Regions from separate parts of the Homo sapiens genome. Here region 1 is linked to region 2. Evidence: chromatin contacts called from ENCODE Hi-C or POLR2A ChIA-PET data. All regions are on one chromosome and are shown on one strand. The core of a region is the stretch at or near the end of the contact, and the rest is flanking DNA. Distances in the headings are between cores, read along the strand shown.

Region 1 (3,460 bases), core at 208-2,707, 110 kb after region 2:
AGAGTAGGCAGCTCTTGAACCCAAAGGGAAATTTATAATTTTATTTGCTGCCTCCAGAGTCACCCTTGGCTTTGTCCTGCTAGTGCCAATGTCTGATTTGGAAGCCAGCTAGAGCAGAGAGCTCTCCAGCTCAAGGCCATCAGGGGTTGGGATTCTGTCCTGGGGGCCCTTCAGCCTTCAAAGCAGTCCCGTTTCCAGTGGCCAAGCTTTTGGCAGAGAGGGGAAACCATGTGAGGTTTCCTCCCGTTTGTCCCACTGGGGCAGTTTGCCTTCCAGTGGCCTGGCTTCCCACGCCAATGGCAGTTACCTGGAGGAGTGTCCTTAGGGAAACCTGGAGGAGGCTGGTGGGCTTGCAGAGCAGCCAGTAGTTAAGCCTGCCTCTGGTCCCTGCACTTCTCTTTTTCCTTAGCCCTGTCCTCCTGATTCTACTCCCAGTTATAAAAGACTGAGGAGGTGACTTTGAGGATTTCCTGCATAGAGGCACTGGGTTCTGAGGCTGACTTTTGTTATTTCTTCCCAGTTAATTTTGAGGAAAAACAGTATTACAAAGAAAACCTAGTTTTTCTATTTTTGTTTGTTTGTTTATTTGTTTGTTTTTTGACAGAGTTTTGCTCTTGTTGCCCAGGCTGGAGTGCAGTGGCACAATCTTAGCTCACTGTAACCTCTGCCTCCCGAGTTCAAGTGATTCTCCTGCCTCAGCCTCCCAAGTATCTGGGATTACGGGTGTCAGCCATCATTCCTGGCTAATTTTTTGTATTTAGTAGAGATGGGGTTTCACCATGTTGGTCAGGCTGGTCTCAAACTCCTCACCTCAGGTGATCCACCCACCTCAACCTCCCAAAGTGCTAGGATTACAAGCATGAACCACCGCACCTGGCCCATTTTTCTGTTTTAAGGTTTAGGGGATCAAACTTTTCCCACTTTTTGGGAATACATCTGAGGGGTGTGTCCTGTGGTATGGAGATGTGATTACCCATCTGTGAAGAAAGAACAGTGGAGAAAAAAAGGAAAAAGGTAAAATGTGTCCCTTCTTACTTTCCTATTATCTTGAATAGGGCATCCCCCATTCATCCTTAGGGTTCCAGAATGAACCAGTCTTACTGTGTACCCTTAACCTTGGTCCCATTTCATCACAATTACCCACTTGACAACAGAGGAAATACCAGAGTGAACAGTGGGCCCCCTGCTCATCCTTGGGGTTCTGGAATGAACCAGTCTTACCATGTACCCTTAACCTTGCCTTCATCTCTGTTTTAATGATAATCTATCAGCCTTTATCTCTGTCCTATGGGTCTCTTGTGCCTATGGACTTCAGCCAGCCTATATCCTTATCTCCATGACCTTATAGTGACTTGCTCGGAGCATTCTGAGCAACAAAATGATGATCTCTTTTCTCAGAGTCCCATCTCTCATGTTCTTTAAGTAGATGAGAAGCCTGTTTTTCAGCTAACTGCCACAAGGGGGCTGACTCCCCTGCCTTTGAATATGACCTTGAAGGTCTTGATGCATGTTGAGAGGGGTGTGGAAGTGATTAGAGAAATGGAGGCTACAGGAGGAAGTGGGAGGAGGTGAGAGGAATATTCATGGAAAGCCTTTATATGCTTACAAAAATAGCAGCCCTTCCATTTGAGAGGGCGATGTTTATTTTCCCTCTTGACATAAAAGAAGAACCTCTGGAGGACTTGGGGCTTGGGGTAAGAACTTGCAATGGCAAAGGAAGAATGTTCCCTTATCCCAAAAAGGTACTAACTCAAAAAAGCAAGTAGGCAGGGTCCTTAAAGGACCACAGAGTGAGGCCCTGTGCCCGCAGACAAACTGCTTCAAAAGCCACTGGAAAACTTGGCCCTGGGGCATAACAGGAATGAAAAGCACATGGTAAGTCAGAAGGAGCTGGCAGAGCCAGGGTTCCAATTAGTGTCTGTCCTGGCCATGTGCCAGTAGTCAGGGGAAGGGTTAGAGGTCATCCGAGCTGGTAGGGTAAAAACAAGTATAAATCTCATGGCGTATCCCCAAGGGAGCCTGTGTCTTTGCTGCCACACAAATTCAGCAAGAGCCATGAGTGCATGAATAACAGGGAGTGTGTGTTTAAGAAGTCAAGTGACATACAAAGTGAAAACAAAGAGGCAGACTTGCCTCCGAGGTAGACAGTCCAGTGAGTGCACAAGCCATTTCAGAACACACACAGAGAAAACAGGAGAATAGGCAGTATGGGTTTTTGGAAAACAACCAATTTTAGTTGAAAAAGCAGAGGAGGCTGTGTGCAGTGGCTCACGCCTGTAATGCCAGCACTTTGGGAGGCTGAGGTGGGCAGATCATGAGGTCAGGAGATCGAGACCATCCTGGCTAACACGGTAAAACCCCATCTCTACTAAAAATACAAAAAAATAGCTAAGTGTGGTGGTGGGTGCCTGTAATCCCAGCTACTTGGGAGGCTGAGGCAGAAGAATGGTGTGAACCCAGGAGGCGGAGCTTGCAGAGAGCCGAGATAGTGCCACTGCACTCCAGCCTGGACGACAGAGCGAGACTCTGTCTCAAAAAAAAAAAAAAGAAAGAAAGAAAAAAAAGAAAAAGCAGAGGAAACAACAGACATTGCATGGTGTTAGGTTTTAGCCCTACCACTCTCATGAGCCTCCTGTCTAGGAGGGCCATGGGTGCCTCAGTTCTACTCAGTGCAGACTCCAAGGTCCCTCCTCTCTGACTTGAGAGATTCATGTGCTCCGTTTATCCTTTGACTTGGGGTATTCTGCACTGGCATGCTTCCAGGGAGTTACATCCCTTCGCCCCTGATTCTTTCGTGTGGTGGGCTGTCTGCATGCCCAGTGGCCCACCAGCACTTGGGAGGGGCCGTATGTGTAGTGTGTTTACTGGAGTTGTGAGCATGCTCACTTGAGCCATTCTTCCTGTACCTGTCAAGTGTTCCTAGACGGTCATATACCAATTACACTTCACCATTTCGCCCCTTAGCGCGCATGCATGAGTCCATTTATCCAACTCTTGAGATCTTATCAGGAAGCTGATTATCTGTTTCAGGTTTTTCTATCTATTGGGAGACTGCATTTCCCTGGTGCTGGCTGCAACCAGTTATTATTTTAAAGAGGCTGTTTAGCAACCACCTGACCAATGCAGGATTTTTTGCTCCTTAGTTCAGCTAAAATCCGGGTTCTTGTCTCATTACCAGGAAAAATTAGGCACAAGGACACATTGAAGGGTGAGGAGGGCGGATTTATTAGACAAAAAGAAAGCTCTCAGCAAAGAAAGAGGGGTCCTGCCAACAGGCTCCCACCTCACAGATTGAATACCAGGCCACCACACACTAGTTGAAGAGGCCAGGCTTCTCCCCTGCATAAGGCTCCACCCTGCATAAGGCTCCAAGCTACCACCATTCCTGGTAGCTCCACCCCATTTCCCCAGTACCTGTGGGCCTCCAGTCCATTGTGGGCATGCCCAGGCAAGACCCTGC
Region 2 (3,248 bases), core at 8-2,507:
GAACTATTAAAAGTGATTTTTATTGTATCTCCTCCAGAATATGAAACAAGTAGATCAAAATTAGGAAAGATAAAGATTTGAAAAATACCAACAAGCAAGACTTAATTAAAGAGAATTTTGGTCCATACAACAAAATATAATTTTTCTTTTATATCTGTTGAACAAAGTTCATTGAGTAACTTGGCTTCAAGGAAAATCTTGATAAATTGTTAAAAGTTGAGACTTGATAGTCTGCATTTTCTGACAATACAATAAAATAAAAAACAGCTAAAACATACTTTAATAATTTGGGAATGAATAAACTCTCCTAAATAACTAAGATTCAAAGGGAAACATCAAAATGAACTTATGCATTTCATAAAGATGTACTTAAAGAAACTTTACAACCCTAAATGTATCCCGCATAAAACTTAAGAAAATAAGGGAAAGAACAACAAATTACATCAAAAAGTGGGAAAAAGAGAAAGTACCTAAAAAGAAAAAGAGAAAAAAATTAATATTAAAAGAGTAGGGAGTATTTTATTGGACATTTCAAAATGTCCAATGAAACAGATAAACCTTTCAGACGCTTGATTCTTTTTAAATAGAGAAAGAATGAATGATATATAAATATAATAACCGTAATGATAAAGGAGCTACTAGTCTGGATATGAAAGAGAACAAAATGGAAATGGAAACATGCAATTCTATGTAATATATTCTTTAAATCTTTAGCAAAATATATCATTATAATGAAACAGAAACGAAAATATAAACAGATCGGTACGTATAAAAGAGAGGAAACTAATTAAGATGTGCATCATTCACACTCCTCAGATCCCTCCTTAGTTCCCATAGTCATCCTCCCCCACAACCCCACAGTCCGCCCTCACTCCGCCCTCAGATCCACCACCAGACAGAGACCCCCAGTCCGTCCTCACTCCGCCTGCAGATCCACCACCAGAGACCCCTCAGTGCCCCCTCACTCCTCCCTCAGATCCACCATCAGAGATCGCTCCGACTTCCACTATTCCATCCACTGACCGACCCCATCACTGACCGGAAGGCTCAGGACAGACATCAGAGATTCTTCTTGCTCAGTCCACAGATGCTGCCATCCCTCTACTCACCTGCCCCTCACCCACGTCCTCTCAGGACAGTGGTCATTTGCCTCGGGAGGTGACTATAGTCGCAAGAACCAGAACAGGACCCACTTCCTTTTTCTCAATGCCTCCCAGGCCTAGAGGTACTTCTTACAGCGCTGCCTGGGTTTGCGCATGCTCAGCAGTCTTCATGGCCTGAAGGTTGCCAGTAATCAACATGGCGCTTTGCCAAACACGCTCCCGTTTCAGCGGCTTAGGCTGGGCGCCAGTATGGCGGCGCCCATGTAGACACTCTGGCCTGTGGGCGGCCATGTTGAGGTCATGTAGAGACTGAGAGGCTGAGGGTTGTCCAAAGGAAAGGAAGCAAGCAGAGGTGTGTCCCATCATACTAAGCCAGGACACAATCAAAGCCTATCACCTCAGGTTACAGTCTTTCTCCAATGCTTCTGTGGACACAACAACACTGTTAATCAACAGGAACTAATCAGCATTTATGTAACACCGCAAACGCAGCCGAATACACATTTTATTCGTGTCGATGGGACATTTAGCAAGATATGAAGTAACCTGGGTCATAAAACAAATCTCAGCAAATTTGAAACAACTGAAATCATACAGTTTGTTCTCTGAACACAATAGAATTAAACTAGAAATCAATAACAGGAAGATAAAAGGAAAATCTCCAAACACGTGAAAACACATGCTAAATAATCCATTGTTCAGAGAGAAAGTCTCAAATTTTTAAAATACATTGAAATGAATGAAAGTGAAAGTGAATGAATTTTTAAAATACATTGAAATGAATGACAGTGAAACACAACATATCAAAATTTGTGGGATGTGGCTAAATCAGTGGTGAGAGAAAAATGTATATACCACTAAGGGCTTACATTAGAAAAGAAAAAAATTTCAAAGCAATAACCAAGCTCCCTCACATACTAGAAAAAGAAGAGCAAAATAAACCGAAGGCAAGTGAAAGAAAGGAAATAATAAGGATAAGAAGATGACTCAATAAAATGTAAAAAGAAAAATAGAGAAAAACCGATTAAACAAAAGCTGGTTCTGTAAATGTTAATAAAATTGACAAATCTGTAGAGGAGACACAAAATATCAATATCCAGAATGAAACAGGAGATACCACTGTAGACCATGACGAAATCAAAAGAATAAAGAGAATACTACAAACAACTCTACAAACATAAATTTCACAACATAGATGAAATGCACTAATTCTTGAAAAAGCACAAATTCTCTCTTACATGAAATAGTTATGTTGAATAGCCCTAGAACTGAAGTCATAATTTGAAATATCTGAAAAAGAAATCTTAAGGCCTGGATAGCTAGATCAGAGAATTCTAACAAACATTTAAAGGTTAACACGAATTATATCCAGTCTCTTCCAGAATAAAAAAAGAATAGAAAGAAGACAATAGAAAGATATTCCAACTCATGAGGCCAGTGTTACTCTGATATCAGAGCTAAAGACAGAAGAAGAAGAAATCAGTATTCTTCATGAATATAGATGGAAAAATTCTCAACCAAATAATAGCAAAAATAATTCAACAATATATAAAAATAACTACAAACCATGAACAAGTGATATTTATTCCAGGAATAAAAAGCTGTTTTGGTATTCAAAAATCAATTTGTGTAACCCCCCACATTAGCAAGCTAAAGATAAGCATATTACATGATTATATCAATGCAGGAAAAGAATTTGAGAAAATTCAACACCCATTTATAATGAAAAAAAAACTTTCAGGAATTAGGAACAGAGGTAAACTTTCTAACTTTTAAGTTAGAAAAAAATCTACAGCTAATGTCAAACTAAAAGATGAAAAAGACTGAATGCTTTCCTGTTCAGTTTGGGAAGAAGGAAAATATGTCTGTGCTCATCATTTTTATTCTACACAGTTCTGGAAGACCCAGTCAGCTGACAAAAATTCTCTCCATAACCAGACTCTAGCCATGCTCCTTTGAACTCTCTTGTCAACTAAACCCTGGCTTTTGGGCTTTTGTGTTGTCTGTGAATTGCCCAATATTAGTAAGAATCCTAGCAAGGCAATTTAGTCAGAATCCTCCATCTTCGTATCTGATCACCATTGATATCTAATTGGTTTTCTTATTGTCTACTATCCCCAGGTGATATCTGATCACTCTGGCATG

Evidence for each region. A loop is a pair of places that touch in the nucleus more often than their neighbours do. ChIA-PET counts read pairs that join two places held with the same protein, here RNA polymerase II (POLR2A). Pooled maps may share reads with other maps.
Region 1: a map of naive thymus-derived CD4-positive, alpha-beta T cell shows a loop between it and region 2 (6-fold over the local background). The contact joins the enhancer-like site here to the promoter of ZNF484 in region 2. A Hi-C loop is called at or near these places in 1 of 168 maps with a recorded cell type or tissue (naive thymus-derived CD4-positive, alpha-beta T cell) and 5 of 50 pooled maps. POLR2A ChIA-PET finds 5 or more read pairs at or near these places in 6 of 52 experiments (OCI-LY7, activated CD4-positive, alpha-beta T cell, activated T-cell and 2 more).

What each region holds. Positions count from the first base shown.
Region 1 is chr9:92,984,899-92,988,358 of GRCh38, forward strand. All of the region lies in intron 3 of FGD3 (FYVE, RhoGEF and PH domain containing 3), which reads left to right. Among named protein-coding and RNA genes, the nearest start is that of FGD3, 39 kb to the left of the region's middle. RefSeq lists an enhancer at 3,036-3,460. Within about 2 kb of position 1,458, at least 4 of the 41 ENCODE cell types and tissues checked have a DNase peak (open chromatin) inside an H3K27ac peak, as active enhancers do.
Region 2 is chr9:92,876,781-92,880,028 of GRCh38, forward strand. It overlaps ZNF484 (zinc finger protein 484), which reads right to left and starts at 1,258. Exons shown (of 5, transcript NM_031486.4): 1 at 1,110-1,258. RefSeq lists enhancers at 1,013-1,548, 1,062-1,501.